Linked DNA regions of Homo sapiens: region 1 is linked to region 2. A link is a loop called in an ENCODE intact Hi-C map of the cell type or tissue named here. Cell type or tissue: OCI-LY7. All regions are shown on one strand. Links, peaks and the distances in the headings refer to the core of each region. The heading gives the core; the rest is flanking DNA. Region 1 overlaps KCNH8 (potassium voltage-gated channel subfamily H member 8). Region 2 overlaps KCNH8 (potassium voltage-gated channel subfamily H member 8).

Region 1 (16,571 bases), core at 5,120-13,119, 290 kb after region 2:
ACTAAGAGGATGTAGTTTCCAAAGGAATCCCCCATTTTTTCTGCATGCAGTTTGCAACAAATGTATTCTCATGCTTCTGGATTATAAAAGAAAAGTGAAGTCATATTTTGTTAATGAAATAAAAACATGGACTGAGTGTCAACTACATGAGCTTTGGCATGGGGATAGAGAGGCTCCATCTAGGCTCTGCCAACTCATGTCAATGACATGATTTAAGGTCGTTGTGCCAGCAGAAATGTCTCTCCTCTAGGTATCGTATTTTGTTGCTCAAGAATCCAAAATGGGTCTGTGGACATAGGGCAATTTGGGGCTCAAAGTGAGGGAGAAAACCTGGGTGTGTCCTTTCCCAGTGCTTTTCTTTTACAAGAGGTAGTAGACTAGTGGAAATCCCCAAATGGAGCCAAGACTTCTGAGCTATAACTTGTGGGAGTAATACCAGCTTGCAATGGGTCAGCACTTTACCTTTTTTCTTTAAGGCTCCCAACAATGCTATACAGCGCAGTTGTTTCCATTCCTATTTTTAATAAATCTCAGGGGAAGCCTCAGAGATTACACAGTTAGGATGCTGACACAGTCTAGAATCCATAATGCTCCCTACATCTCACACTAACAGGCAAATTCAGATGCTGGGATTGGCAATGATTTAAGCACCTTCACTAAAGTCTTATTTTATGTTTTAGAACAGTTACAGTCTAATTGTCTTGGACATTTTGGGAAGATATATTGGGTTCACATTCTGGAGTTCTCTTTATTTTCCACCACAAAAAATAATCTGAGAATTGTATCATTAAAAGTATCTAAACACACCAAGACTTCTGATGTTGTATGAATCTTGCACCTTAAAACTGGCTAGAGCAGCAGAGAGAAAAGATATTTTTTCTAAGAAAAACAAACACAGGACATGTTTATAAGGCAGGTCACTCAGAACTCAATGCCTTCTACTTTCCCCCTCTCCAAAATTCGGTCTCTCCCTAAGTTAAAGGGAAAACTGAGACAAAGGCAACATTCTAGATTTCATGTATTCATTTGCATTCTCCCTTTTGCTCTTCTTGACCTATGTAATCATTTTAAATGCAGTTCAAAAAGAGCTAACTGGTGTTGGCTCACAAGTGTCCTTCTGGCAAATTACACTGCTATTACTAATGCTAACAAGAATAACTGGCATTCTGTTTCTTGAGTACTGACTTTGTACCAGCCAATTTTTAGGAATTAATATACATTATACTTCCTTATGTATTAATCAAACAGTGCTAACAGTTACTTGAGTTATTTGTTATTATTATCCCTATTTTACAAGTGAATAACTAATTGAGACACAGATTTTTTTTAACTTCCCCAGTCACATTATTTTAAATGATTGATAGACCCATGGCTGCTCTAAGTACCCCTCCCTTCATGTTCACACGCATGCTTGTTGATCTTTGGAACTTCTTTACTAATAATTACAATTGACCACTGAACAATGAGGGGCAAGGGGGCTGGCCCCACACACAATTAAATATTCATATGTAACTTTTGACTCTCCAAAAATTTAACTTCTAATAGCCTATTGTTGACTGGAAGCCTTACTGATAACATAAACAGTTGATTTACATATATTTTATATATTATATGTATTATATACTGTATTCTCACAATAAAAAAAGCTAGAGAAAAGAAAATTGTATTAAGAAAATCATGAAGAGAAAATACATTTACTATTCATTAACTGGAAGTGGATCATCATAAAGGTGTTCATTGTTATAGTCTTCACATTGAATAGGCTGAAGAGAAGGAGGAAGAGGAGGAGTCTTGCTGTCTCAGGGGTGGCAGAAGCTGAAGAAAATCTGCATATGAGTGGATCGTGCAGTTTCAAACCCATGTTGTTGAAGGGTCAACTACAACTTTTTTCAAAATCAGTGAATAAACTGAGTTATTTTTGCAATGCAAGTAAACAAATAGGATGAATTAGCTAAGTTCTTGGGATTTGGGGATGTTCCCGCGAATTGGCTGGAAACAAGCCCGTATTTTCTACCCAGTCCCCTTCTCTGTATTTACTCAACATCTGACTTTAACAGGCATGAGAACAAGCTCCCTGACCTGCATGGAGCTGCAGCTGGACAAAAGTGAGCAAGCACCTGGAAGGAGGGAGGGCTCCCATGCATTTCTTCCATGAGGACCTCCACCTCATCCAAATCAATCCCATTTTATTCCTTATCGAACCTTTCCCCCATCTACTCTGACAAATAGGACTCTCCCATATCCAGGGCAGCTCAGGATGATACAGTTTAGTTCTATTTTATTTAAGTATGTGCTAATAATATTCTAGAAAGTGAGAATTTCAAGTTTTCCTAGATGTTTAATTGTCTAAGCACTGTAGCTACACAAATAGCAAAGGCCCTTGTCTTCTTATCAGGGATGCATTTTTGAGCCCCTACATTTTCTTCACCTACTCACCCTCTGCTGAAGGAAAGCCCCAGGAACCCAGAGGCAACAAAAGCAGTTATTTTCTTGGTCAAGGTAATTTTCTTTAAAATTATATTGAGAATAAATATTTTCTATGCAATTCTAATTAAAACCAGACAGATTATGCAAAACTTCATGTTAATTCAATATAAGAAGAAATTCCTAATAATTCCAGCTACTTACAAATGGAGTTTATTGTTTATCCCCAATAGACAAAGTGTCCTCTCAGAGGCTGTGTGAGTATTTGACAGGAATAGTTTTTCCAGAAGGGCTGTGCATTGGATCTGAAGTTAGCAGAATGCCTACATCACAACCACATGGGGTATATATTTGAAACGCAGATAATCTAGCTTCAAGCCAGCTGCTTTGAATGGGACCTGAAAATCTACCATTTGGTAAACTTCCTGGGTGACTCAAATACACTAAAGGCTGAGAAGTATTGGTCTAGAATCTATAGAAGTACAAGTCTGAGTCCTAGCTAATCTGTATGTAAGTAGACAACCACTGAAATTCTATTAAGGACAGCCCAGAGTCTGTAATTGTATAATAAAGAAGGCTGATTAACTCCTAAATCAGTAGTCCTCCAACTTTAGTTCAAATAATGTACTTCTGGGAGATCTTATTAAAAGAGAGATTTCAGGGCTCCAGCTCCTTAGACATGAGCTAGGTCCCCAAGTGATTCTAATATGTATGTTCCAAGAAATAAACTCTGAAAACATTGTCCTAAGAAGTACAACCTTTCGTTTTATAATGAGCTGGTTCTGTGGGAAGATGGACCAACTAGAATCAAACCAATTAAAACTGACAAGTTTCTTTCTGTACAGTTCCAAATACATCAATGACCTTTTTTTATCAAAGTAACTGATATCTTTTCTCCAAGAGAGCTTTGAACACCCATCAATTACTTCAATGAAAAATGATTGTCTACTATGTGTCTTACACCACTTATACCTCTTGATTTGTTATAGATCTTTGTTTTCTTGTTTCATTTAGATTTTCTAGAAGAAAAAAGAAAAGTGAAAATACCTTCTGAAGTTTCAAAAATTGGTCAGTTATCTGATAGGAATCATATTTGTATGTGAGGCAAGATAACTATTTGGTCAGCAGATGACAGTTGCTGTGGATGTCCCCTATGTGAAATGGAATTGCTAATGTTAAGATTGTGATTTTATTCATAACAATGAAAACAGCCTGCACCAAATAGTTCTTGCTAAAGCTACTTATTCTCATGGCATATATAGCTCATTTTCTAAGGTCATCTTTTTAAGACATTGCTTTTATGTCTTCTTTTTTAAGTATATAGTACTTCAAATGTAGTCTTCTCTTAGATACCATCATCACCGAAAATAGAGCTTGGGTACAAGTGCAGGCATAGGCTCTATTAAGGGCTCTTCCAAAAGGCTTTCCTTTGCCTATTTATTTCACTTTATAGAAAGGCAAATGGTCCAAATAAATATTAAGCTGAGAAAGGAGCAGAAGTTTTGGAAGAACACAAAGGAGTGTTTGCCTCCAACCATTTTTTTCTTGCTCTGTGATATGGACAAGTTATTTAAGACATCTGAGCCTCAATTCCTTCATCTAAAACTTGAAGAATAAAATATATCCAATTTTCAGAGTCTTCGTGAGAATTAATGAAGTAATTTTTGTGAAGGCACACTACCCGACGTACAATAAACGCTAAACAAATGTCAGTTTATCTTCCTGACCTTTCATCCCCTGGTTCCTTTCCTATTTCCCCCTCCTCCCCTCATCTCCTTCTTACCTCTCCTTCCTGATTTTTTCACCTTTCCTTGCCCCCCCTCTCCTCTTCCCCAACTTCTTCCTGGCTCTCCCTTTATCTCCAGCCTCCTCCCACTTACATCCTCTCCATTCTCTCTTTCCCGCTCCCTCCTCTCCCCTTGGCCCTTCCTCATGCTTCCTCCTTTTCCCTCTCACTCAGTGTTCCAGGCCACCTTCTGGAAAATGAGTCCTCTCTTTGACATTTTCTCTGCTTAGGTCACAAAGTAGCTTTCATAATATGTCCCCTACAGTCTATTCATCACAGTGTTAACAATCAAGTCAACATTTACCTTTTTAAAAAAAGTTGTTGAAGAGCCACCAGGGCAGAAAAACATGCTGTTTCTGCCCCCAGCCACCTTATCCCCAACCCGTGTGGCTTCTAATATGTCTATCTGAATTTCAGTGAAGTTTTATTTTGAACTCTTTAATTACAGAAAGATACAGGAAGTTTATTCACTAACACAAATATATTCTACAAACACATACCATTTTTCCCCATAAAGTTTTTCTATAGAGATTTGCTGTTGCTTTAGAAATCACACACATATATGTCACAACCACCATCCCTGGCCACAGAAGACCTGAGCACTATCAGCCAGAAGCCTCAGAGCTTTCTCTGTGGCAAATGTTGTTGCCCTCTTACCCACAGTTCCTCTGGCTAGAAGCAGAGCTTATGAAATGTCTGCCACTTCACACAGATGCCTTCAAAGCTTCCCTTAGTAGCCCACCGTGTGAGTAGGTCTCATCAGAGGGAATAAGCTAAATGTTACTCCCTGCAGCTTGTGTCCTGAAAGAACCTATTCCTTGAGTTGTGTCATTCACCAAGCCCTGAATAAACAGTATAAAAGACATGAGGACAGCACAGTGAGGCAGAGATAGACCAGCACTTACATACCTGTCATTGCAGGTAATTAAATAAGCTGTTCATTCCAGAAAAAAAACAGCTGGTGGGAAAATGTGTCCAAAGGGCAAAACTATGCCTTCTTAAGCTATTTCCTTTTAACTTGGGTTTTTCCTTTATGGAGATAAGAAGCTGGAAATGGGATGGAATTTGACGCTGAAGCTAAGCTTCTGGGTTTTTTTTCACAGTTGGCTTGATAAAAATAGAACATACATATGTGATATATTTGAGTACAACAAAGAATAAAATAAGAGGAAGTGAGACTTAAAAGTGTGTCTGTGCTTTTTATTTTTGTAAAGAACTAATATACTAAGTTGAAGGGACCACTTTCATTTAAGAATTTCCTCCAGGGTAAAGAGTACCCTTTTGCTTTGGCACTTTTACTTGCCATGGTAATTTTTTTTAACCAGTGCTGACTCTGAACTTTATGCTACTCCTGTAGCTTTATTCTTCACTATGGTTTATTTGTCCTGAGAGAGAATTATTTCTGAACTCTGCATGGGGGTCAGTATTAAATGCTAATAAGGAAGGGGCTCAAACTCAGCCACATCTTTTGGGGAACACAGAGCCCTCTGGGTAGCTGCAGCCACATGGCCAACACTCAGCATCTTTGGGGCCCCTTGCTATGATTGGCAGTGATGTCCAGAAGCCCTCAGATGGAAACACAGATTTCCGAAAGTTGCCATGATAACTTATTGACCAAAATGAGTCATAAGAGTTCCTCCTGCTATAATCAGACAACCTGTGGAACCAAATCTAATTGTCAACTCTGGCTTCCAGTACCCCAAAGGTATTTGAGCCCTGGGCCTAGATCACTTAGCATATCTCTTGTTAACTTACACAAAAACCACGTCTACAGAAAAGGGGTAAAGAAGACAACATTTCTCACACTTGGTTCGCAGGGTGTGGTTTGCGGGACAACAGCAGCAGCTTCATCTGGAAGCTTGTTAAAAATGCAAAATCCTGGACCCCCATCTCAGAGCAGTGAATCAGAATCTACATTTTGACAAGATTCTCAGGTAATTTGTGCACATGTTAAAGGCTTAGAAATACCTGAACAAGGCCGGGTGCGGTGGCTCACACCTGTAATCCCAGCACTTTGGGAGGCTGAGGTGGGTGTATCACGAGGTCAAGAGATGGAGACCATCCTGGCTAACATGCTGAAACCCCGTCTCTACTAAAAATACAAAAATTAACCACGCATGGTGGCGGGCGCCTGTAGTCCCAGCTACTTGGGAGGCTGAGTCAGGAGAATCGCTTAAACCCAGGAGGCAGAGATTGCAGTGAGCAGAGATCACGCCACTGCACTCCAGCCTGGAGACAGGGCAAGACTCTGTCTGAAAAAAAAAAGAAAGAAAGAAAGAAAAAAGAAAAGAAAAAGAAAAAAAGAAATACCCAAACACTGGTTCTTGACTCTGGCTACCCATTAGAATTACCTATGTTGCTTTTAAAAAACAGATTCCTGGCTCTAACCACAAAGAGTTTGATTTAGTTTGTGTGGGTAGCACACATACAGAATCAGAAACTCTGGGGGTAGGGCCCAGCAACCTGTGGTGCTTCTGATACCAGCTAAAGTTCGAGAACTACTGCTCTAGTCTAGTCGACAAAGGACCCAGCATTGGCTGAAGTAGGGTTTAAGCAAGAAGGAATGTGCATATAGTTATGTATAGGTGTATAACAAGATGTGTATCAATATCAACCTTCCTCCTGGAGACTCATCATCTTCTTTCCACTTCAAATACTCCTCTATGTTTTAAAACCATACTAGTTGATGGACATATCACTTTCTGATTAGAATAGGCTCCCCAAAATGCCGTCTATTCTATCATTTCTAGTTTAGCTTAGAGATATCATTGTGAAGGATTTTATTCCTCAGATATCATTGGCATATCTCAGTTTCATGAGTCTGAGCTTGGGAAAAGAATAATTGTTGGTTACAAGAGCAGATCACAATTGTAGGTCTTGTGAACCATGAGCTGAGACAGAAGTTCCTCCCTCAAGACTACAGACAATGTGTCCCATGGAAAAACTACCTAATGTTTTTCCTCATTTTGCTTAAACATGGTTGTTGTGTTCAGAAATCAGAGCTTTATACTGCAACACAAAACCAGCTCCATATATAAGCCATAAGAGCAGCACTGTGCTGTTTTAACCACATTTATAAAAAACAACTGATAATCTACTATCTGACTGTGGAGAGGTGGTACCTACTGACAATAAAATATCGTATATGAAATAATGAAAAAAGAAAGTTTTCTGTTATTAGAAACTGTTTCTATATCTTAATGCTGCTGCCTAGGTGGCTGATGGGGCAATACTTTACAGAGTTATATGTACAACACCTATACTCTAGGGTTTATGTATTTAGACTACAATAATAGGTCTGCATTTATCTAACACGTAGTTAACACTGTCTTTATAAAGACACTTTCTGAAGTAAATATAAAGAGTGAGACTTGGGCTGAGATAAACTGAGTTCTTTACTTCACTGCTTAACTATCTGGCTTTGAACAAAACAAATTCTCAGACTCTTCATTCCCTTTTCTCTGAGACTGGAATATTTCCATATGACTTCTCCTAGAAGCATATCCTGATATAAAAATTTTGGTGAAATAGTTTATTTGGAGGACAAATTCAGGAAACACTGATTAGGGAATGGCAAGATGAGACTGAAAAAAGGAAGCTAGAAAGTGATGTATTATTGAGCAGGTAACCATTGTGAGCAACTGAGGTTCAATCACTCTAAGGAGCTCCAGACGACATTACAGAACATGACTTATGAGTTGCACAACCTAACAAAGAAGAAGCTGGATTATTCATCCTCCAAGTCCCATCTGTCCCAATGGCTAAAGGCTGCACCCAGAGATGTTAACCATACATCTGGCCTGTCCTTATGCAAATATAAAGACAAAACATTAGCAGAGAGTCCCAGGAATTTGCAGTAAAATGTCTTAGGCAGAGCCTGGAACCGTGAGTGTGTATGAGAAGAGCACAAAAAGCATCTGCTACATGAGGTATGTATGTATCAGGTCCAGTCAAAAGACAGAAACCACACAGTAACTTGAACAGGAAGTGCTTAAAATAAATAATTATTATTATGGAACATAGGTTTCTAAGAAAAGATGAAAGAACATCCTGTGGTGGAGAAAGGGTACCCAAGGAAGGAATAAATTTGGAAAGTTTCCAAGGCTAGGATACAGACTTTCTGAAAAAGGGGTAGACATAGCCCAATAAGAGGTTTGCTGGGTTGCCTGGATAAGAAGTGGTCCATTGTCACTGGACTGAGGCCAGAGGGAAATGCATGCTGGGCAAACAGCAAATCCACCCAGAGGTTCAAGTGGACCAAGGTTGGTGTGAGAAATGGCTCTGGTGTTCAACACACCACTGGTCACTCTGTACCACAGGAGCCAATCAAAGAAGCAGGACACAGAACCCACGAAAAAAGCCCTTTCCTCTGCAGTGTCTCTCCAGCACCCTCTACTGACAAAGAGGAAATATTTACAAGATCCAGTTCAGTATCACAAGCAGTAGTATCACAAGCAGAGCAATGAAGGGTAGATTCTGACCACTGACACAAGGAAATACTATTTACATAAGATCATTCGATATGAAGTAAATGGAATAACGTATTAAAATTACTTTTTAAACAGTAAAGTTCTCTGTGTTAATCTGTTTAGTGTTTCTGTGACAGAATATCTGAAGCTGGGTAATTTGTAAAGAAAATAAGTCTATCTTGTGATTTTGCAAGTGGGAAAATACAAGAAGCATGGCAGTGGCATTCTCTCAGTTTCTGGTGGAGGTTTTCCTGCTGCCTCATAACATGGGAGAAGGTCAGAGGGGAAGCAGAGAAGCAAAGATTCATAACCTGAGGGCCGGCACATCCTGGCTTTATAACAACCCACTCTGCAGGAACTAAGGCATTCCCATGAGAACGAATCCGAATCTCATCTTGCCTGAGTGAGAACTCACCAAACCATTTATGAGGGATCCACCACTGTGACCCAAACACTTCCCACTAAGCCCCACCTCCAATGCCTCCACACTGGGAACCAACAATTTCAACATCAGTTTTAGGGGGGACAAACTCAAGCCATATCCAAACCATAGCATTCTTGATATACTTGGTGTGAAAGTAATTGCAGTTTTAAAAGACATTACTTTTAATGTAAAAAAAAAACTCAATTACTTTTGCACTAACCTAATAGTATTTTTAAAATGAGTGCTTGTATGCAAAAACATCATCAGAATTACTATTTATAATAAAACTATGTTTTTCACTAACATGGTTGATTTATTATATTTTTAAAGCTATCTTTAGCATATGGTCTTTTAAACAAGGTTTTCTTCTCTGTAAAAATGTCATAAATTGACTCCCATGTCCATACACATTTTTCATGGCCTAAAATTCCTTTAATGGGGATCAAGTCTTTCTTCTACAGTTACTGATAAGTGCAATATATTTATTTTAATCCACAGAATACAAAGGCTCTAGCATATTTTTATTTCTTTTACAGAAAATTTTGATAGACAATGGAAAAAGTGAGGAAAATGGTCTATGTACAAAATGAAAAAGCTATTACTGGGCAGTTAGACTGTCCTTGCTTCTCTCCCTCAAAACTCTTCAGGAAACCGCATCTTTTTCTTTCACCCTAGTTAGCACAGAGTCAGATCAGTGCAAAAAAAAAAAAAAAAAAAAAAAAAAAACATTATGAAGCTGGAAACCCCCATTCTAAGCAAACTATCACAAGGACAGAAAACCAAACACCACATGTTCTCTCTCATAGGTGGGAGATGAACAACGAGAATACATGGACACGGGGCGGGGAACATCACACACTGGGGCCTGTCTGGGAGTTGGGGGCTGGGGGAGGGATAGCATTAGGAGAAATACCTAATGTAAATGACGAGTTAACGGGTGCAGCAAACGAACATGGCACATGTATACCTATGTAACAAACCTGCGCATTGGGCACATGTACCCTAGAACTTAAAGTATAATAATAAAAAAAATTGTTTGGGGAATTACAAAAAAAAAATTGAATTGAAATCCTCTAATTTATCACACTCTTCTTTCTTATTCTCCTCACTAGTGATATGTCAATTAAAATATCTCCTTGAGAGGTCTTTATCACATACCTATCCAATTAACCTTTCCTCTAAATGAATTAATCTCTTGACCCATCAATGTGCTTCTGGCTATTAATTTATTGTTTCCTTTCAGTTACCAATGATGTTCATAGTCACTTATAACTCTTAGAAATAGAAAACCAATCTGTCGTCAGGTCTGCCGATAGGTCAGAACATCCTTTGTTCTCCCTTCTCTTTATTTCGTGAAGTTTTAAAGGCTATCAAAGGGATGTAATAGTACAGCATAAGAGACAGGCACAGAAACAAAAAGACAAGAGGTAAGCATGGATAGAAACACAATTTCTGTTTTGAGAGTTGTGTACATGTCAAAGTAATTGGCATTTTAAAGGGAACTGTAACAAAATGGTCAAAGATGGCTAGATAAACATTGGTCAAGTTCATTGTGGAGGTAATGAATGGGATGAATTACATTCGGCCAGGTGATTTCTGAAATGTTTTCTGGCTTGAGATGCTCCAATCATTGGGGAAAGGAGAGAGGCAAGTCTAAGAAAAACTTTCATGTATGACTTGGACTCTACTCAGATGTAACCAAAATTAAAACTCATCGTCCATACGAGCAGAGAAGGTGACTATCTGGTCACAAAAGTGAGAAACCATTTGGATAGTAAATAGTCAAGTAGCTCATGCCCCAACTCTCGAAGCTAAAACAAACCCAGCATCTAGAACTAACAAAGAGAAAAGTTGAATCCCTATATCCTTCTGATACTAGGACTGATTCCGGATCAGTTACTTCACCTGACTCTTTCTGGTGTTAAACAGAAGGGCTGTGGAAGAGACAGCAGGCAGATAAAAGGTAAATAGAAATGAAAAGTAGTATACTTGAGAAGTATGCCCACCTCATGCACCCAGGATGCCCACAGCTCTGGGAAGATGTGAGCCGAACCATCAGGGTTTGTGGGAATGGGCCTCTATATTGGGGTTCAATGATCTTCCTCCATGGTCTTCCATATTTTACCTTTTCCTCTTTTCATATCAAAATAGGAGGATGTTTATTGACTGTCTACTATATGCCAGGTACTTTAGATATGCGGTCTCATTTAATCTTCCCAACAACTCCATAAAATATGCTTTGTTATTGCTCTGTCATGAATGAGAAAGCAGAGGCTGAGAAACTATGCAATTTTCTGCAGCAAATAGGAAGCACAGTGCCTTTAGATTCCAAAAACCATACTCAGCACAACTCCACGGTGTCACTAGATCTCTCTCAGACTCTCCTGGATGTTTGTAAGTACATAGTCTACCCTGCCCTGAACCCAAACTTGGTAAACAAATCTTGAAAAAGCACATACATCTGCAAAGCACCTTAAAATATGAGTGTTTTTATTTGTCTCCTGATACACCTGTAGTACTATCAGAGCATAAAATATAAAATGAGGCTTATTCTATAGAGGAGGATATTGAGGTAAGATTAAACAAAGAGTCTAAACTGGAAAGACATGAAAATAGTTGATATTTAATGGGTACTTATAAAGTAACAGGCACTATACTTGAAGCTTTAGATATCAATTCATTTTGTTCTAACAATAATCCTGTCAGGTAGTTACTGCTATTATATTCATTTCATAGCTGAGGAAACCGAGGATAAAATAAGTTAAATAATATATCCAAACCCATACTCCTAGTAAGTAGCTGAGTTAGAATTCCAACCCAATGATATCTGTTTCAGAACTCTTGCTCTTAGCCTTGTACTGTATTCTAGTTTTGTGCTTATCTATTGCTCATGTGCCTCTTTAGGTTATAAGGCTTTCCAAGATGGCCAAAGTCTTTCAATAGATTTCTAATCCCCACACAACAACCAGGACAGAGGCTGATGCAAAATGGCTACTGAGAAAATGTGACTGACAGGCCATAAAATCTAGACCTATATGGGGATTAATAAAAAACTTGCCACTGTAAAGCTTCCCATAACACAATAAGCATTTAAACTAAGTAACTAAAATGGAACTCAAATTAACCACTCCAAAAGGTCTACTTTTGTGCTTCCAGATCTTCCACCAACTACGCAGCAAAGGTAGAATGAAAATCTGTGCAATATCTGTGTTTCAAACTGGTACCCAGAGACAAGCAGAATCTCTACTTAGCATCTCTTTAACCATTATGAACCCCTTTCCTTAACATAGCCCTCTTTGAAGAAGCTTCTGAGCATTTGTGTACCTTAGAGTGTGAATCATCTAGCAAATAAATAACCTGAGTACATAGCATTACTATCCTTATTTTAAAAAAAAATGAAGTCAAAGGAAATGGCATCTTTTCTTAAGGCTTAAGGTCTCTGAATGCTTAAAGTCAATAGCTCTGACTATTGACTGCTGGTGGTAAATAGAAAAAAAAAAAAAACACACAAAAGGCTCTATTCCTCTGTCTAAGCCAAAATGGCAAGGCATTCACAGACAAACATTCAAGACAGGCAGACCCCTTTCTCCTCAGTCTCTCATTAAAGCAGGCACAGGTTAAAGTGACTCTTGTTGTCCCCACTTGAACTATTTCTTGTTTAAACATAAATTTTTTATGGAGGTCCCAGATTCTTAGGTTTGCCACTGAAGCTTTCTTTTAGAACCAAACCCTTGTTATTTATAAAGCTTGAGACTAAACAGAAAATTTCTCTGCCCTTCTTTGCCACCCCTCCTCCCATTCCTTCCTTGTTGCCCTCTTCCCTTTCTCTCTTCAATTCATGCCTATACTTGAAATATCAACACAAGGAAGTTGGCTTAAATGTGAGATAAAATATTTCCATCATCTGCTCAAGAGACTTCTGCCAAATATCAAGGTTGTTGACTCACATGGAGTGTAAATATACTCTAAAAACCATATGTCAGGGGACCTTGGCTTACATTATTCACTTGGGTCTGCTCAGAAGTAGGCTACTCAGAGAGGGCTATATCAGACACCACCGTAAAAGCAAAGGTATAGTGTGATTGCTTTTTTATTGCTCTGAATCAAATCAGAAGGGGTGATTCACTTGCTGTGATACATTTATTGAGAAACACACAGCTCAACTTTTCATTTACAGAGAGGATATTTGACAGAATAAAGGGGGCTTCAGATTTTTTTCTAAGTAAGCATCTGCATTAGTTTCAATAGTCATGACTCCTCCCTTCACTACAACAGTTGTAGATAGCTAAGTGCGAAAAGCAGCTTCTGGCATAGCCCCAATGATCCTTACTTCCTGGTGTGCACACTTGTGAAATCCTCTCCCCTTGAGTGTAGGCTGAACCTAATGACTTTCTTCTAACATATAGAATACAGCAAATATAATGTGATATCACTTCCATTATTAGGTAACAAAAGACTGTGACTTCTCTCTTGCTGGTATTTTCTCTCTCAGGTTCTTCTCAGTTACTGTGATAGAAAGTATCACAAGGCAAAGGACTGAGGACAGCCTCTGGCCAACATCCAGTAAGGAACTGAGGCCTTCATCCCAGTAGATGGAAGAGAATTGAATCTTATCAACAACCACTGAGTGAGCCTGGGGCTGATCCTTCTCCAGTTGGCCCTTGAGTTCAACCTTGAAGCCACTGACTATATTTTTTTTTAATTTTTAAAGTTGATACACAAAAGCTATACATATTTGTGGTATACAACATGATGTTTTGAAATATGTACACATTGTAGAATGACTAATTAACATATGTATTATCTCAAATACTTATATTTTATTTGTGGTGAGGATACTTGAAATCTACTCTATTAACAAATTTCAAGATTATAATACATTGTTATTAACTATAGTCACAAACTGTGCAATAAAGTCCCTGCTTATATCTTAATGGCAGCCTGTGAAACCCTGACAGAGGATCTAGTCAAGCTGTGCTCAAATTCCAGACCCGCACAATCTGTAAAATAATAAATATGTGTTGTTTTATACTGCTAAATTTCAGTATAATTTGTTACACAGCAAGTAGATAGCTAATACAATAAGAATGGCGGGGATATGCCCTTAAATTGAGCAGAAACCAAAACATCCCTTCTCAGCATAAAAGTAGCACAAAACAAAAAACAAGAAAAAAGGAAAAAAACGTTATGGGCATAGGATTGCTTGGTGAGCATGACATAGGTAAAAAGGAATACAGCAGCTTAATAGATATGTCATCCAGAGTTGAACAGCTCTTAGTCTAAGAAAAGACTAAAAAGCAATGTTCCCTCTGATGCACAGGACTGGAAAACTTTTCTGATTTTTTTTTGCCCCTTTCAGCCAGACCATCCTATTACAATATAATTGACTAGGTTTCTATTTCCCATAGTTATCTCAGTACCTGCAACCCTTCAACCATGCTGATTGGTTTGCTTGGTTTCCAAGCCTCTTGGCAAATGGTTCCACTGTCCATCTTACACTGATCTCATAGTTTCCATCTCATTTTTACCCCAGTAACTACAGTATTATTAGCTCCACTTTATTCATAAGGAAGTCTGAGAGAGGTCATATTACATACAAGTGGAAGAACCAATAATAGAATCTAGTATCAAAGGATCTTCCCTTGGATCATTCAACTTCTCAATACCATTCCTTCTCAATTCTTTGTAGAAATATAAAATAAATTTCAAGACATACATTGAATTGTGTTCATAGCTCCTGTTTCTACCAATTTCTGCACTAACATCTTGTACTTAATACTAATCTCTTATCTTCTTGGGTTTATGGTCCCTGAACCCTCAGAAATTCCTTCTGATCTTTTACCCTAGCATGTTAAAATCTCAGAATCCAGTACCTGAGAATCTTTCCCAAACATTCTTTCTTGCCTTTTTTTAAAGCTTAGAAAGGCATGAATTTTGAAGTCTAACATACCTGGGTTCCAATTCTGGTTCTATGATTCAGTATGACACTAGCTGTGGGTCTGCCATATACGACTTTTATTATGTGGTATTATGTTTCTTCTATACTCAGTTTTTCAAAGGGTTTTTTTTTTTAATCATGAAGGATGTTGCATTTTATCAAATGCTTTTCAGCCTCCATTGAAATGATCATAGGATTTTGTCCTCCATTCTGTTGATATGATGTATAACATTGAAATATTCACATATTTTGAAACATCTTTGTGTCCCTGGGATAAATCCCATTTGGTCATGATGAATGATCTGTTTAATGTATTGTTTCATGCAGTTTCCTACTATTTTGTTGAGGATTTTTCATGAATATTAATCAAAGATGTTGGCCTGTAGTTTCCTTTTGTGATGTGTTTTTGTCCGGTTTTGGTATCAGGGTAATACTGACCTCATAAAATGTGTTCAGAAGTACTCCCTCCTCTATTTCTCAGAATAGTTTGAGTAGGATTTGTATTAGATATTTTTATTTATTCATTTTTTTGAGATAGGGTCTTACTCTTTCATCCAAGCTGGAGTGCAGTGGTACAATCATGGCTCACTGCAATCTCAAACTCCCTGTCTCAAGCAATCTCCCTACCCCAGCCTCCCCAGTAGCTAGGACAACAGGCATGTACCACCAAGCCTGGCTAATTTTTGTACTTTTTGTAGAGATGGGGTCTTGCCATGTTGCCCAGACTGGTCTCGAACTCCTGGACTCAAGTGATTCTCCTGCTTCAGCTTCCCAAATTTTGGGGATTACAGGTGAGTTATTTAAAGGTTTGGTAGAATTCAGCAGTGGGGCAATTGGGTCCCAGGTATTTATTTACTGGGACACTTTACATGACAATTTTGATCTTGTTACTTGTTATTGGTCTGTTAAGGTTTTGGATCTCTTCATGGTTTAAACTTGGTAGGTTGTGTCTAGGAATTTATTTCCCCTAGATTTTCCAATTTATTGTCATACAGTTGCTCACTTAAGATCCTTTGAATTTCTGTGATATCAGTTGTAATGTCTCTTTATTCATTTTTATCTGAGTCTTCTCCCTTTTTTTCTTCATCTGTCTGGCTAAAGATTTGTCAATTTTGCTTGTCTTTTCAAAAAAACAGTTTTTGGTTTCATTGATCTTTTGCTTATTTTTCTTCATTTCAAATTCATTTATTTACACTCTGATCCTTATTATTTCTTTTTTTCTACTAATTTTGGGTTTAGTTAGCTCTTGCTTTTCTAATTCTTTAAGATGCATCATTAAATTGTTTACTTGCTGTTTTTCCTCTTTTTAAACATAGGCGCTTATAGCTATAAACTTCTGAGTACTGTTTTTGCTGCATCCCATAGGTTTTGGTATGTTGTGTTTCCATTATCATTTGTTTCAAGAAATTTTTCAATTTCCTTCTTATTTTCTTCAATAACCCGCTAATCATTCAGACATAATGTTTAATTTCTAGGTGTTTCTATAGTTTCCAAAATTCCTCGTTATTGATTTCTAGTCTTATTCCATTG
Region 2 (16,571 bases), core at 4,328-12,327:
AGTTTGTTTTTTCCATCTCTGCATTATTATAATGACTCTAGAAGAAAACTCCGATATTACAGCCATGGAATAGCTGTGACCATCAAATTAGTTTAGTCTTATGTTTCCTGTTACTTAACTTACAATTATCTCTTGTAAAGCTACTCATCTTTCCTGTTTAATCTAACATGAGTACTGCAAAGCAGAGAATACAGTTCAGGAGACAGATGAGGTTTTGGAAAATGCTACCAAATTATGGAAAACATTTGAATACCACTAGCTTTTGCAGAATATAAACAAAACTTAAATGGAGAAAGGTCAGTCCACTCTGATGGATTGGGCATATTAATTTGTATATGTTGTCTTCAAAAATTCAAATTTAAAAGACCTATCAGTGTAAAGGTAATAAAACGACTAAAACATGACTGAATTAACCATTTTTTTCCTCAAATCTTCATGTATGCTTGAAGTAAAAAGGCTGTTCCAGTCAGTTTGAAATTAAAAAGAAATATTCTTTGAATTAAATATAATTGCAAGTAAAGTCTAGACTGTGCTTCTGGAGAATCAGGGGACAAGTTAAATTAAATATTTTGGGAATCTTAGTATTCTTAGAATATGGCTGGTTTCATTTGCTAGATTCCACTTAACTTGCCTTTCAGTAGGCCAAATAAGATGTCAAGATAAATAACTGTGTTTTTTGAATAAAAAATATTGTCTTGTGGTCTTACTTTGTTTTTAAATAAACTTCTAAAAGAAGTTTTTTAAAAGGTATAAAATTAAAACCACACTTAGCTGCATAAACTTATGTTTATTTAAAAGAATAAAATTATACTAAATGAAAATTGTCCCAGAAAATCCAGGCCCTGTCACTTTCTCCTTAACTCTTCACCTTTCCTTTTCCTCTGGGATGGGAAGTCACAATTTTTATCTACTATTCATTTCTGTATGTTGAAAGGGGGAAGCTATGGCAAAGAATAAGCTTTGCAAAGGCAGGAGAAAAGTTTGACCACATTTTATTTACGCAGTCTACCATAGATGGGCCCCTAGGTTGATTCCATGTCTTTGCTATTGTGCATAGCACTGTGGTGAACATATGAGTGCACGTGTTTTTGTTTTTGTTTTTTGTTGTTGTTGTTGTTGTTATAATGATCTATTTTCCTTTGTGTATATACCCAGTAATGGGATTGCTGGGTTGAATGGTAGTTCTGTTTTATATTCTTTGAGAAATCTCCAAACTGCTTTCCACAGTGGCTGAACTAATCTACATTCCAACCAACAATGTATAAGCATTCCCTTTTCTTCACAGCTTCACCAGCATCTGTTGTTATTTGACTTTTTAATAATAGCCATTCTGATCGGTATGAGATGGTATCTCGTTGTGGGTTTTGATTTGCATTTCTCAGATGATTAGTGATGATGAATATTTTTTCATATTTTTATTGGCCACTTGCATGTCTTCTTTTGAGAAGTGTCTGTTCATGTCCTTTGCCCATTTGTAATAGGGTTTTTTTTTGTTTGTTGGTTTGTTGAAGTTTCACATAGATTCTAGATATTAGATCTTTGTCAGATGCATAGTTTGCAAATAGCTTCTTTCATTCTGCAGGTTGTCTGTTTACAGTTTATTTTGCTATGGAAAAGCTTTTTAGTTTAATTACATCCCACTTGTCAGTTTTTATTTTTGTTGTAATTCCTTTTGTGGACTTAGCCAGAAATTCTTTGCCAAGGCCAATATTGAGAAGGCTATTCCCTAAGTTTTCTTCAGGATTTTTATAGTTTGAAGTCTTACATTTAAATCTTGAATCCAACTTGAGTTAACTTTTGTATATGGTGACTGGTAGGGGTACAATTTCTTTCTTCTGCATATGGCTAACCAGTTATCTTAGCACCATTTATTAAATAGGGGAGTCCCTTCCCCATTGCTTGCTTTTGTTGTTCTTGTAAAATATCATATGGTTGTAAATGTGTGGCTTTATTTCTGAGTTTTCTATTCTGTTCCATTGGTCTATGTGTCTGTTTTTGTACCAGTACCACGCTGTTTTGGTTACTATAGCCTTATAGCATACTTTGAAGTTGGGTAATGTGATGCCTCTGGCTTTGTTCTTTATGCTTAAGATTATTTTGGCTATTTGAGCTATATTTTGTTTCCATACGAATTTTAGAATATTTTATTCTAATTCTGTGAAGGATGATGTTGGTATTTTCATCAGAATAGTGTTGAATCTGTAAATTCTTTTTGATGGTATGGACAGATACTGATTTTTCAATCCATGAGCATGGACTGTTTTTACATTTATTTATATCATCTCTGATTTCTTTCAGCCAAATTTTATGGTAGAGATTTTTTTTAACTCTTTAGTTAGTTGTATTCATGGGTATTTTATTTTCTTTGTGGCTATTGTAAATGGGATTATGTTCTTGATTTGACTGTCAGCCTGGACATTGGTGTATAGAAATGGTATTCATTTTTGTACATCTATTTTGTATCCAGAAACCATACTGAAAGTGTTTATCAGTTCTAGCAGCCTTTTGGCAGAGTCTTTAGGGTTTTCTAGGTATAGAGTAATATCATTAGCAAAGGAGATAGTTTGACTTATTTTCCCATTTGAATAACTTTTTATTTTTCTCTTGCATTATTTTTCAATATGAAACTTATTTATTGAACTCTAAGGGACAATAAACCTGACAAGAATTAGTACAATTCAACACTAAAGCTCATATAGGTGGAAAAGTGAAATTTACAAAATTTATTGATGATTTTGCTAATTCTAAATTATGAAAGTATATAAATTTGCTTCAAGTTTGTTTATCTTAATGAGCTTTCACCTTTGTTTAATGAAAGTTTTAAAATTTGTTAATATAGGGTTTTTCCTTCAATAAGATTGCTGTTTTTAAAATTAAATTATTTTTATTAAACCATTCAAATGAATGATTAAATAACTTTAAGAAGTTTTTTTGTTGTTGTTGTTTTTTTTTTTTTTTTTTTTTTTGATGGAGTCTCGCTCTGTCGCCAGGCTGGAGTGCAGTGGTGCGATATCGGCTCACTGCACCCTCTGCCTCCCAGGTTCAAGCGATTCTCCTGCCTCAGCCTCCCGAGTAGCTGGGACTACAGGCACGTGCCACCATGCCCAGCTAATTTTTGTATTTTTAGTAGAGATGGGGTTTCACCATGTTGGCCAGGATGGTCTCGATCTCTTGACCTCATGATCCGCCTGACTCGGCCTCCCAAAGTGCTGGGATTACAGGCGTGAGTCACCACGCCCAGCCAAGAAGATATTTTTGAGTATGTATTACATGCATATAACAGAAAATTCAAAAGTTAAAATGGGTATACAATGAAAATAAGTCTCTCTTATTTTTTTATCCTCAGCCGCATACTCCTTCAATCATTTACTGTCACTAGGTTCTTGTAGATCTTTCCAGTGCTATTCTAAAGAATCATCTCAAACTTTAATGTGTATATGAATCTTGTTAAAATGTGGGTTAAGTTTCACTGGGTCTGGAGTGAAACTTAAGATTATGAATTTCCACCTGAGGGTGATGTTGCTGGCCCACGACTATGCACCCAATGGCAAGGTTGTGAAGGACATTTGTTTCCATTTGTCTCTCTGTTTGTTTGTTTATTGGACTGAAGGGAGCAAGATAGTCTCATAAACAGATGCGGTTTTCTGCTTTCTACTACTACCTCAGCACTAGAGTTCCAGCTTTGAGCTTTGCACTGTTACAAAGCTTTCTTCTAATCTTTGTCTTAAGTGATAATCTATACAGTATTTAAAAAATCAAACCATAAATGAAGAATGAAACCTAGCAATATGAAGCCTGATACTGGATGATGTATAAATTACAAGGACTATGAGAAATCTTTTTTACAAATTTTTAATCTGCTATTTAAACAAGGTTAGAAAAGTTACCAAATAAAGATAACCTCCTAAATTTTGGCAGAAGTCATGCTGTAAACTTTAGCTTGGAGCCAGTACTATTAATCTAATAAAGATGCTATCATACTTGGAAATGATGCAGTTAAGCTCCCTGAAATCAATATAAAGTGCAAAGATCATTTAAATATTTTAAAGTCATAAATATTAATATTCTATCTTCCTATACAAAGTAGTTTCCAGAAATGACTGTGTTCAATATCACAAGGGATACAAACGTTGTCTTTGTTGAACCTGCATGTAAAGGTAATTCTGAAAGCATAGGGGGGCAACTCACAAAACAATGTCAAAAGTTCCTGTTTGTTTCTTGCTCTGTGCAGGAAAGTGAAGGATGGAGGACTTATATTTGTCTACCTTCCTTGTCAACAGCATATGTTACTATGAGTACTTGCTAACCCAATGCAAGGATTCTTTTTAAAAAGAGAACCAATATCAAAGATACTCTTCAGAAATAAAGATTTGAACTATAAATGTCTCAATTTCTGCATAATTGGCAGGAAGAGCCAAGAGAATACAGGTTTCTGTATGATGCCAAGTCAGTGTGTATCAGTGACCCCATTGCTTTGAATGGCTCCAGGGATCTGCCATATGGAGAATTATTACACTCGGTGCTGAGATGGTTATTTTTAAATATTTGAGGCTACAAAGGGAGAATGGTTTGTATCTGCCTAATCTTCTTGAGCATACACTATTCTACTTAGAGTTGTGATTCTCAAACCTAAATTATGTAGTAGTATACTAAATGATATGCACAAGTCATAGTAGAAACAGCACAACCTTTCAAAGTTTCAATTGAATTAAAAGTTTTACAGGCCCATATCAAAACAAAATAACACTACAACAAGCAATAATATATGAAAGGGTATAATGAAAAATTCTGATGAATTTTTAAGTTAAACCTAAGATTTGAAAACAATATCAGGCTTAGGGATATGCTTCTAGGCCCCATGGAATACAAATTTGTTGGCCAGTAGAAGGATATTTCAGTGGGAAACTTTTAAGTATTGCAAAATACATTAAAAGCACGTGAGATTAGAGACCAGATTATTTGAGTAGAAACGACATTTCTGTGCTGCCTATGAGACTCCAGAGTGGCTGTATGCAAAACATTTTGAGACCACAGAAGTTACTGTCCTATTTCTGAAACACTGATTTTCTGCATGAAATTAGAAAGTGACATAGAGTTTGCTAACACATCCAGACTGGCTTAGGAGATGTCATCAATGAATTTTTAATGTATAATCTCTAGAGAGAAAAATCCATGTCTTTGGGTTTTTTGGAGACTGAAATAGGTAAAAATATTTTTTCTACAATTTACCCATTTCTCCTGCTAGTAGCGAGCAAGTCAGTTCTTTACAGAATGTGTGGTATAGTAAAATAAGTCACATAGACTGAGTTTTAATCTCCAGCATTGGATCTTAGACAGGAAACTAAAGTTCTCTAGGTCTGTGTTCTCTGAAAAGTGGGACAAGTACAAAGATGAAAGAAGCTAATAGTGGATCAATGTTTATGCTCTTCTCTCTTTTTTATTTTCATCTTTTATACCTTTCCATTCCTACCCGCATTCTCTTTGGGCTTAAGAAGTTAACAATAAACAGTACATCTTCATTTGAAGGGGAAAGTGGTGCTCCATATTAGGAGATCAGACTCAGTGACCTGGGTGTTTACCAATCATGAGATTCTCTCTGAAGATTCATGAAAGCTTCTTGCTAAGAAAGCATTTAGAGAAATAGTCAGCTGCCTAGTGTATAAGTACATTTATATCTTACTGTTTACTCTCACTTTCAAACTGAATATATATATAAAAATTACCTAGAAACAAGCAGAGAAAAGCCATGTGGCATTTAGATGCATATTGCATATGCATAATTGATTTCTTAAAAGGTTAAATACCCTTAGCATATGTATGGATAGTGATATACCCATGATGATTTCGTAAGTATTATGGCAGTGGCTTTGTTTTACATAATTCTAAAGTAAATGTCATGTTTCTTCTTTAGGGATTCCAGGACTGGGATTCAGAAAAGCATGTGTTTCCAAGTAGATAGCTGGGCAAGAGAGGCTACTCTCCCAAATACAGGGACCATTCATGTAGCTAGTACACTGAGCTTTATGAAGCTCAGACTGCCACTAAATCCTCTTTAGAATTGAAATGCAATTACACATCGAGGACAAGTGCTAAATATAAACAGAAAAGACCAAATACGTGCCTTTATTTTTTCCTTTGTTTTTGCAGTATATTTGCAGAAAGAATTAACCACCTCAAACACACTATAATCCTTAATTGAAACACACAGATCAGTCAACTCAGTGAATCCTTCAGCATCTTTTGTCAAAAGTTTATTGTAGCTCTGAGGGACTGGTCTTTTCTTATATTCATAAACAATTATAAAGATGCTAAGGAAATTAATAAATGAAGCAAGTAACTAAGAAATATACCAAATGAAGCATCATTAAATATGTCCTAAATATTTAAAAATAGGCACTATGTTGCTTGAGGATACATAAGGGGTGAAAACTACATAAATGTGAGTGATTATTACAAAAATTCAAGTTATGGGCTTCTTCTTTGGGAAAGGAAGGAAATACAATTTGTATGGTATACCCAGGGGTTTTCACTGCATGAATGATCTACAGGTATTTATTATTGTTTAATAATATTATATAGTCTTTATGGGGTATCCTATATTTCCTAATTTTTAAAAATGGCAAAGGCAAGCTGGGTATGGTGTCTCATGCCTGTAAACCCAGCAAGGCCAAGGTGAGTGAACCACTTCAGTTCAGGATTCAAGACCAGGCTACGCAACATGACAAAACCCCATCTCTACAAAAATTAGCCAGGTGTGAATTTTTAACGTATAATCTCTACAGAGAAAAATCTGTGTGGTAGTGTGTGCCTTTAATCCCAGCTACTCTAGTGGCTGAGGTGGGAGGATCACTTGAGCCCAAGAAGTTGAGGCTGCAGCGAGCTGTGATTGTGTCACTGCACTCCAGCCTTTCTTTCAAAAAAAGAAAAAAAAATAGAAAAGACAAAATGACAAAACATAGTGAAGAGAATGCAAAAATTAAGTTGGTAAAAAACCCAATGTAATATACTTATAATAATAAAAGTAAATATATCAATCTTAGGTTGAAGAATGTATTTTTCTATTACACTTAAAATAAAACTTGATATATGCCATGTGCAAGATAATACTAAAACATAAGTCCCTGAAAGTAGGAATATGGGAAAATATATGCTAGACAAATACTAACAAAGAAAGCTATTGTATCTATATAGTTTAAGAACTGGACTTTAGGATAAAATGAAATGTTTATTCTGCCTGCAATTCTTGTTTCCGTATTCATTTTCTGAGCCTACTTCATCCAAGCATCTGCTTCTAACATTCTAGGACTTATGATAGACCATCTCGATCTATTTTTGTCTTATTCCAACCTAACCATTTCAAAGCCCAGATGTTTGATCTCTCAGCTCTAGTAGTACCTATTATTTGTGGACCACTGATTTGGTACTTATATGATGTGTTTTAGTGTTATTTATGTACATGTATTTCTTTAATTAAATTACAATATCTTAGAGCTAGAGATCATGCTTATTCTTCTTTAAATACCTCCTGTCACCTCACTCTAGGACTTGCCATCTGGTAAAATTGTGTTACCTGGCATTATCATATAATAGAAAGTTAATAAACATGTCAGCAGTCAACTGAAAAATGGCTTCTGAAAGTGCATTAAAAGCTTTTTTTAGGATGTGTAGTACTTTGTCAATCCTATGTATTTACATTTTCTAAATAATCTTCCAGCCAAAATTACAAAATGGAGTTGGGGAGAGACACACACTATTGTTAAAGTGACCCAAAGCTGTGCCGAGTTGATGAGACTGAGACCACAACCCCAGTAGGAGGGTGCCCCCCTCTGGAGACTCCCACAGGTTTATGACTATGCGATCGTTAAGGACTGGGACCACATCTAATGAACTTTTTGCATCCACACCTGAAACAAAGTCCAACATACAATGTGTAGTCAATAAGTGATTCTGCAAAGTGTGAGAGAATTAATTATGAGTCTAGGGTAATGCACCTCACTCCTGTGGCCTCAAAACAATGTATAATTGGAGTTTCTCGGTGTGTGTCTCTAGCTCATGCTTTCAGAGGGGGAGAGTGGCTGGGAAGGCAGAAGAGCCAGCTGGGCAGAGGCAGGGTGCTGATGCTTACATTACACTTGGTACTCTGGGGTTAGGCGCTGATTGGAGCAAAGCTGAGTAGTGTGGATTTTGTTCTGCCAGCCGATGGTGGACTATGTTTGGAAACAAACAACAAAAGCTTAAAAGGAGATGGAGAAACACATGGAATAGATTTTCAGTGCTTCTCCTGCTGGCCATCAAGAAGTAGCTGGAGTACCTTCTTTCCCATGGCAGGAAAGATAGTCTGTCTGCTGCAAACCTCATTTAAACTTACTGTTTTTTGAATAGGCAATATATAAAGCATGTGGGATAAAATTCAAAAGGTATAGTAGGGTATATGGGAAAAATAAGTGTTTTCCCACCTCTGCCTATAGTTGCTCTCTCTAGAGACAACACAATTACCAGATTCCATTTATTTTTAGGTATACAAAAACATTTCATGTTTGGTATGCATACACATGTGCATATATATGTATTTATTTCAGATAAATAGCTCATATAATAACATACTATACTGAATCTTGCTTTTTAACAAATTAACAGCTTATCCTGTAGTTTTTTCATTTTTATCTTTATCTTTAAAATCCCAGTCTCTAACACTGTTGGTATACCAAGTGTCCAACATTTGTTTCTTGTATGAATGAATGATTAATTTGATAGTAGTATCTAATTCATTCATAGTGAACCTAAAAGTCACCCACCAACACATTTTTTGAATGCCTTATCTTAAACCCCATCTCCAACATGCATCTTTTTTCTCTCTGTCGACATTATATTCAAATTAAATCTCAAAAAATTTATCCCATGGAAACCTTCTCTGAATATTGACTGTCTCTCCCCCAGGAGTTATTTCTAAGCACTTAATAATAGTTTAATGTTACTAATTACTTAATAATTTACTATTTTGATTGTCCTCTAAGTCTTTTGTGTTAATATTACAACCATAAATACGTGAATAGCACTCTTTTTTTTTTTCTTTTTGAGACGGAGTTTCGCTCTTGTTGCCCAGGCTGGAGTGCAGTGGTGCGATCTTGACTCACTGCAACCTTCGCCTTCTAGTTTCAAGTGATTCTCCTGTCTCAGCCTCCTGAGTAGCTGGGATTACAGGGGCCCACCACCATGCCGGGCTAATTTTTGTATTTTCAGTAGGGATGGGGTTTCACCATATTGGCCAGGCTGGTTTTGAACTCCTGACCTCGTGATCCACCCACCTTGGCCTCCCAAAGTGCTGTAATTACAGGCCTGAGCCACCACACCCAGCCTGAATAGCACTCTTAACAATAATTTTTTATTGAGTAGTTGTTTGTGCCAGACACTTCACTAAGCACATAATATGCATAATCTCATTAATTCCTACAACACACCTATGAAGTAAATAACATTATTATTATTGTAGCATACCTGTCATTGCCCAGCCAATATCACCTAGACTCACCTGGAGATCGTATCCAGACCATTTCCTTATATACCACTGTTTTCTGGCATCTTGCTGCCAGAGTGATCTCTGGAGAGTGCACTTAGCTTAAGTGGGTAGGTCAGAAGTGTCAACATATTGACATCCCAGGAGTGAACTTTAACCAATTATGTGTGGACATTAGTGGATAAATACTTCTGCTTTCTCTCCCCTTTGTGGGACAACCTTTAGTTGTACTCCTCACAATTATTTCAGGACCCATGTATTTTGCCCACAGTGGTGAACCCCTTTTTAACTTACCCTTTATTATCTTTTGTCTCTTCCCTATCTCAATTTACTACTTGCTTTCTTCCTGGAATCACCTCCCAAATAAACTAATTATGCTCAAATCTTAGTCTCAGAATTTGCTTTTGGGGAAAGCAGATTTAAGGAAATTGAGGTTTAGAGTTCTTGAGTAACTTTTTCAAATTCACCTATACATTACATGGCAGATTCAGTATATGAAACCAGAAGCCATGATCAAAAGCATCATCCCTTACTGCCAACTAGATGGTAGGTGCCACAAAGCAGACCAGTGAACATGTATGTTTCTTCCACAGTGTGTTTCAAAATGCAAGCCTAAGTCAGAACTTAATGCATACTTCTGCTGGTCAAGTCCATTTTATGTTTTGGAGTGTCTCTTTTCCACTGCAGCACATCAGAATGTGCCTTTTGGCAGCTAGCTAAACACATATGCTGATAATTTATACAGGAATTGTGTATAAATTCTCACACTTATCTAGTTGCTGAGTATCTTCTCCTTGTTTTTCTATAGATAGCAACTTCATCCTTGCCAATGCCCAGGTGGCTAAGGGTTTCCCCATAGTCTACTGTTCCGATGGCTTCTGCGAGCTTGCTGGATTTGCCCGAACTGAAGTCATGCAGAAGAGTTGTAGCTGCAAGTTCTTATTTGGGGTTGAAACCAATGAGCAACTGATGCTTCAAATAGAAAAGTCACTGGAGGAGAAAACAGAATTCAAAGGAGAAATTATGTTCTACAAGAAAAACGGTGAGTTGGCTTTCTTTCGTGCTCACTGGAGAGTAGTGAGAGGCCGTCTTCTTTCAACCTAGTAATTGCTCCGCAACTCCCATTAAGGCTTAATGGCATTTCACATACATGCAGGCTGTTACAGAAGTTCCACAAATGACTTGGATGATAGCCTTGTTTTAACCATAAGCAGCATAAACTGCCTAGAAATTTTGAATTAGAATTATAACTATTCAATGTCAATGAATAGTTAACATATATTAACTGAGTTAATATATGTTAAAATAAAGTACGTTACTATTATATTTTGGTAATTCTTAAAATATACGTTATGTATAATAGTTATTTGTATATTAATAACTTTTATCCAGGAGTATTTCTCAAATTTTATGCCTTTAAAGAACTACATCTCAATTCCAGTCATTAAAGACAGAGATCTGTGTGTTCCCTGCAAAAAAGGAAGTCAGTTAAAAAAAAAAATTGGCATATGCATTTTCTTTTCCGGTTACCTAGCCACAGAGCCTTTCTCACTATGCTCTTAAATTCTAAACACAAAACAGGAGACACTTAGCATCTCATGTTAGAGTAAATTTTCTTGGGCTCCAAACTGCCTCTGGGGAAATACTAGGTCTTTTCTTGTGGCTGCAGTTTTGTGACTCTCTTTTGAATCAAAGAGGATCTAGGGGTGTGTAAGGTGTCCTCAGTCCTTGAGTTCTATGTAGGAATACATATCATTAGCAAATGGGCCCTGGTACTTAGGGTAAATTTAAGAGGGAGAAATGGGAGAAATGCTAGATCAAAAATTAGAACAAACTATTATTTTCCTGGTATCCAAAATTCTCATTTTTTCTTCAATAGCTTTCCTTTTCCCTTGTAGTAACATAATCCCCTGAGTTTTAGCTAGTGCATGGCTACCAAACTAGAAAAAAATATTTCCCAGCATTCTTTGTAATTAGGTTGGGCTTGTAACTAAGTTTTAGGCCAAGATATATGAGAAGGAGTATTTTGTGCAATCTCTGGGTAAAATAACTGAAAGTGAAATTGTTCTCTAATTTATCTCCTTTCCCTTTCCCATGGTGTGGACAGAACTGTGCCCTAGAAAGTAGGTATATTGACGTCATAATCCCCAATATGATTGTATTTGGAGATAGGGCCTTTGAAAAGATAATTAGTGTTAAATAAGGCCATAAGGGTGGGGACCTAATCCAATATGACTAGAGTCCTTATAGGAAGCAGAAGAGGCACTGAGGGTGTGCACACACAAAAGAAAGACCACATGAAAATACAGCAGGAAGGCAGCTGTCTGCAAGTCAAGAAGAGAGGCCTCAGGAGAAACCAAACCTGTCAGCACCGTGATCTTAGACATCTAACTTCCAGAGCTGTGATAAAATAAATTTCTATCGTTTAAGCTACCTAGTCCGTGTTATTTTCTTATGGCAGCCTAAGCAAACTAATACGCATATATTAAGAAGTTAAGACAGCTTAAGATGCTTCTGGGCTGAGACAATGGGGTTTTCTAGATATAAGATCATGTCATGTGCAAACAGAGACAGTTTGATGTCCTCTTTTCCTATTTGAATACCCTGTATTCCTTTCTCTTGCCTGATTGCCCTGGCCAGAACTTCCAATATTATGTTGAATAGGAGTGGTAAGAGAGAGCATCCTCGTCTTGTGCTGGTTTTCAAGGGGAAATGCTTCGTTGATAGGTGCAGCAAACCACCATGGCACACGTTTACCTGTGTAACAAACCTGCACATCCTGCACATGTATCCTGGAAGTTAAAATGAAATAAAATTAAATTAAAAGAAGAAAAGGAATTGTATATTTGAAATAGAAACAATAATAGCTAAGATGTTGCTAAAGTTTATTTACTGGCTCTAAAAAAAAAAGATAGTTCCAGTTTTATTTGTTGTAACAATATTACAATGATGTTTATTCTTTCCCTTAAAAAGAAAAAGTTAAGACAAGGCTAGAAAACCAGTTTCAACCATTTGACAAGGACAATAACATAATGAAATGCAGAGCAACAAGATAGAAGGAACCTGGGTATGTTTACAGATCCACTTTCCACTCCAGACAACAAAATTTCTATCTTGTTTTGTTGCATTTCTGTCTTGTTTGAGTCACTTATTTTGGGGTCTTGTGTAACAATATTTAAATTGTACTCTAACACAGGGTTTCTCAACCTTGCCACTGTTGACATTTTGGGTCAGTAATTCTTGTGGTAGAAGGCTGTCCTGTGCAGTGTAGATGCTTAGCAGCATCCCTGGCTTCTATATCTTACTCATTACTTTGAGGTATTGAGATCAATGTCAAGAAGGAGAGGCTGCATATGGAAATGTCATCCCCTTTTGTAAGTTATTTTTCCTTGGAGGATATTCCCTGATGATGTGGATTTTGGATATATAGTAGTTATGAAGTATTGGAGACTATCTCTTTGGGACAGGATACCTCAAAACACAGTTCAGACCATTGTGTCCTTCCCAGTGTCAATACATAAGGCCTACATAGCAAATATGATAAAACAAAAGGATTCCAGCTCTGTGTAATTATACCATAATCATTGAAAGGAGGCCTGAGATAAAAGAAAATGCAGGATGTTGCTGAGAATGCAGACTGGCAGGGAGTGACAAAGCTGCCATCCGGTGGAACGAAGGGGAAAGGATTTCCTTTGTCTGAAATATCCGCTGACTGCAGACTTGTCCTTCTTAAGATAGGCACCTTGTGTAGGTCACTCCAAATCTATATGAGTATTTTTCTTTTTAAGCCTCTTCACAATATCCGAATCTAGGTGTCAGGACCAAACAATGGAGACTTATAGGCTTGATAGGTAGAAAGTATGGCGTACAGGTTGGGAGCAAGAATTTCTTGAGCTCAGTTTTTTAATCAGATGTCTCTGCAGCCTTAGACACACTTGGGTAGAAATCATTAAAGGCACCAGTTCCCTTTAAGTTAGTCGCCATGGGGAATTGCCTGACATTCTAAGAAAACTAATTGATCCAGTTACAAGACTGAAAATTGCCATCTACCTTAGGCTAATCATACTGCATTATAGCTATTTATATAAATATCTGTCTGCAGATACAGTTGTGAGCTTTTGAAGGCACATTTCTACATCCCCAGTGCCTGACGCCTGGGGTCTCAAACAGTGTTCATCAGATGGTAGTTTCTTAGTAAATACTTGCTGAAGGGAATTGAAATTGATTATTAGCCTATGGGTACTTAAAAATATGTCTGGATTTCTGGTTTTAAAAAATATGCTTATGACTTCAAGTGTCCTCCTTCCTTTCTTCAAGGATCATTTTCTTTTAATATGCTTTAGAAAGCAGATGCTTATCTTATCCTCCCCAGATACATTTTGACATTCTGTGATTGTGCTGCTTTGCCTATTTGTTCCTTAATGCTATGATTGCTCTCCTGACCTTACAGAAAAAGTGATATGGAAAAAGCTATCCAACACAATTTCTCCATGCTTCAGAGCTATAAAACCACATAGTGGGAGATCATCTCTGGTTTTCCCTATTCTTTCTCGTTATCCTTCAAGCTGAGATGGACACACTGAGATGTCATGTCCTATTTGTTTTCTTCCTCACTCTAGCTTGTTGGCTTTAATATCAACTTTAATATCAACTTTAATATCAACAAGTTGTGTCTTCTCTGATAGCATGAAAGACCATCATGATTGGATGTACCAGCCTTAGCTTTTATATGTTTATCTTAACATGTCTATCCTCTCTACAGAAAGCTTATTTTTCAAACCTATTTGCATATTAGTAGGTGCAATATCATCAGTTTCCTGGAAAGAAAAACGTAGAGAACAAAGATTTAAGGTTGTTCTTAGAATAATATTCCCAATTCTGCAAAAAATATTATTGTGATGTATTAGTTTGTTAGGGTTACCATTATAAAGTACCACAAACTGAGTGGCTTAAACAACAGAAATCTGTTATCTCATAGTTCCGGAAGCTAGTAGTTCCTCTAGATGATAGCTGGGTTGGTTTCTTCTGAAGGATGTGAGAAAGAATCTCTCCCGTGCCTCTCACTTTGCTGCTGGTGGTTTGCTGGAAACCTTTGGTGATCCTTGGCCTGTAGAGTGTCACCCAGATCTCTGCCTTCATCTTTACATATAGGTCTCCCTATGTGATGGTCTGTGTCCAAATTTTCCCTTTTAAATGAGGGTATCAGTCACATTGGATTTGGTCCTACTCTAATGACCTCCTTTTAACTTGATTACCTCTGTAAAGACCCTATCTTCAAAAAAGGTCCCATTTTGAGGTACTGGGGATTAGACTGCAACATATCTTTTGGGGAAGATAAAATTCAACCTAAAACATCTAGTTACATTTATGTTGAATAGATTAGGAGTTAAGTTATTTGCCCAAGATTACAAACTAGTAAATAAAAAACCCCGAATGCATAAACATTCTTGCTTGACTTCAAGGTCCTTGTTCTTAAGCCACTGATTCTCTGTGGAGGTGGAGATGCTCCCATCTCCCAGGGAAGTTTGCAAATCTCTGGAGGTTTTTGACTCAGTAATTAGGAGAATGCTTTTGTCATTTATTGGGCAAGAGTCAGAGTTGCTAAATATACTGTAATGTGTGGAATGATCTTGCAATTGAAGAATTGTCCAGTTTCTTGCATGACTTTCTAATGCCCAGTCAGACTTTCCAGGAGGTGAAACACTGGATTCTAACTACCTGAATCCTGAACTTAACATGCAGAGTGCTTTTTGAAAGGATTTATTTCCCACTGAATTTTCAAAAATAAAACCATAGTGTAAGTGAGTGAAGATTGAACTTTATCACATTCAGAATTTCACCATGTAAGAAAATCTTATTAGTGGCTCACAGCACTTGTTGGTCTGATGGAGCACATATTCAGGTGTTCTGCACTCAGAGGCGTAGCATTTGCAGTGATTCTACATACTGGTCCAATTATGCAACTGTTTTATTATATCTTCTGCTCTAGTTGGTCATACCTGAGCATTTCTTGTTGAGATATATATTACAGAGTAAATAACTTCATTTTTATTTTCTGTTTCTCTCTCTCTCTCTCTCTCTCTCTCTCTCTCTCTCTCTCTCTATATATATATATATATATATATATATATATATATCTGGAAATAATGTGTATAAGTAGGCAAGTTTTGTTATGATGATTTTTATTTCTAAATAGTAAAAAAGGAAATACAACTATTTATTTTAAAAGAGAATCTTGAGTTTTGATAAGGTTGTGGATAACTCTGTACTCACAAATGCATTCATTCTCACGTCGCCATCAAGGTTTGCCATTTCTGTGTGTATACCTCCTGAGCTATTGCTTACTTGATGTTTTTCTTTATTCTGATTCACTGTTTCATTTTACTTAAATAAATTGTAAGCAAAAGAAAACTAAGCCACTACCATGAATACAAAACCAGGATTACTAACTTCAAATAGAAGGCAAACATAAATAAATATTAAATGAAAACATTTGTTTTAAGCTTTTTTTAAATTAGAAAAGTAAAAAGTATACTGGGTAATAATAGACCTAATCAATTTTATTATGCCAACCAGCATATATGTTATTTTATTTAATTTTCCCAGTAACCCTTCAAATAAATATGGATTATCTCCTATTTACAGATGAGGAAACTGTGATGTAGAAAAATGACTTAAACACAGGTCTAAATGTTATGTCATGAACAGGTCCCAATTTGTTGCCCCAGTCATTGTCCCTTATTTTATTTACAGATTGATGCACTTCAATTTATTTATTTTTACATTTTAAAATTTAATTATCTGATGACATAGTAAATGCCCCAAAAAGCCCAATTCTTTTTAATATGTTAGGTTTTCAATTGTTTGTGAAATGGATATATGGATACATACACACATATATATGTACATATATATATATATGCATATATGTATGTGTGTTTACATACACACACACACACACTTGTTACAGCAAAAATAATTTATTTATAATTAACTGCCTTTCTTTTTTAAGGGAGAATGCCTCCAAAGGGGGAACCTCTATTTACAAGCTGGATAT

Evidence for each region. A loop is a pair of places that touch in the nucleus more often than their neighbours do. Peaks named below come from ENCODE experiments on the same cell type or tissue, not always from the same donor. Only the 100,000 strongest peaks of a DNase experiment are listed, where the experiment ranks them.
Region 1: a loop joins it to region 2, with 2.3 times the contacts of the local background. A loop is called at or near these places in 2 of 110 quality-filtered maps.

What each region holds. Positions count from the first base shown.
Region 1 is chr3:19,534,837-19,551,407 of GRCh38, forward strand. It overlaps KCNH8 (potassium voltage-gated channel subfamily H member 8), which reads left to right. Exons shown (of 16, transcript NM_144633.3): 16 at 1-806. Among named protein-coding and RNA genes, the nearest start is that of MIR4791, 230 kb to the left of the region's middle. RefSeq lists enhancers at 5,868-5,977, 7,980-8,069 and a silencer at 6,591-6,760. In OCI-LY7, for the core only: CTCF peaks have their summits at 8,602 (motif pointing left) and 8,819; DNase peaks (open chromatin) are centred at 5,385, 8,145 and 8,595; H3K4me3 peaks cover 1,628 bases; H3K27ac peaks cover 3,455 bases.
Region 2 is chr3:19,243,332-19,259,902 of GRCh38, forward strand. KCNH8 (potassium voltage-gated channel subfamily H member 8) reads left to right here. Exons shown (of 16, transcript NM_144633.3): 2 at 10,323-10,556. Among named protein-coding and RNA genes, the nearest start is that of MIR4791, 63 kb to the right of the region's middle. In OCI-LY7, for the core only: CTCF peaks have their summits at 7,809 (motif pointing left) and 8,013; no DNase peak of the experiment used is centred there.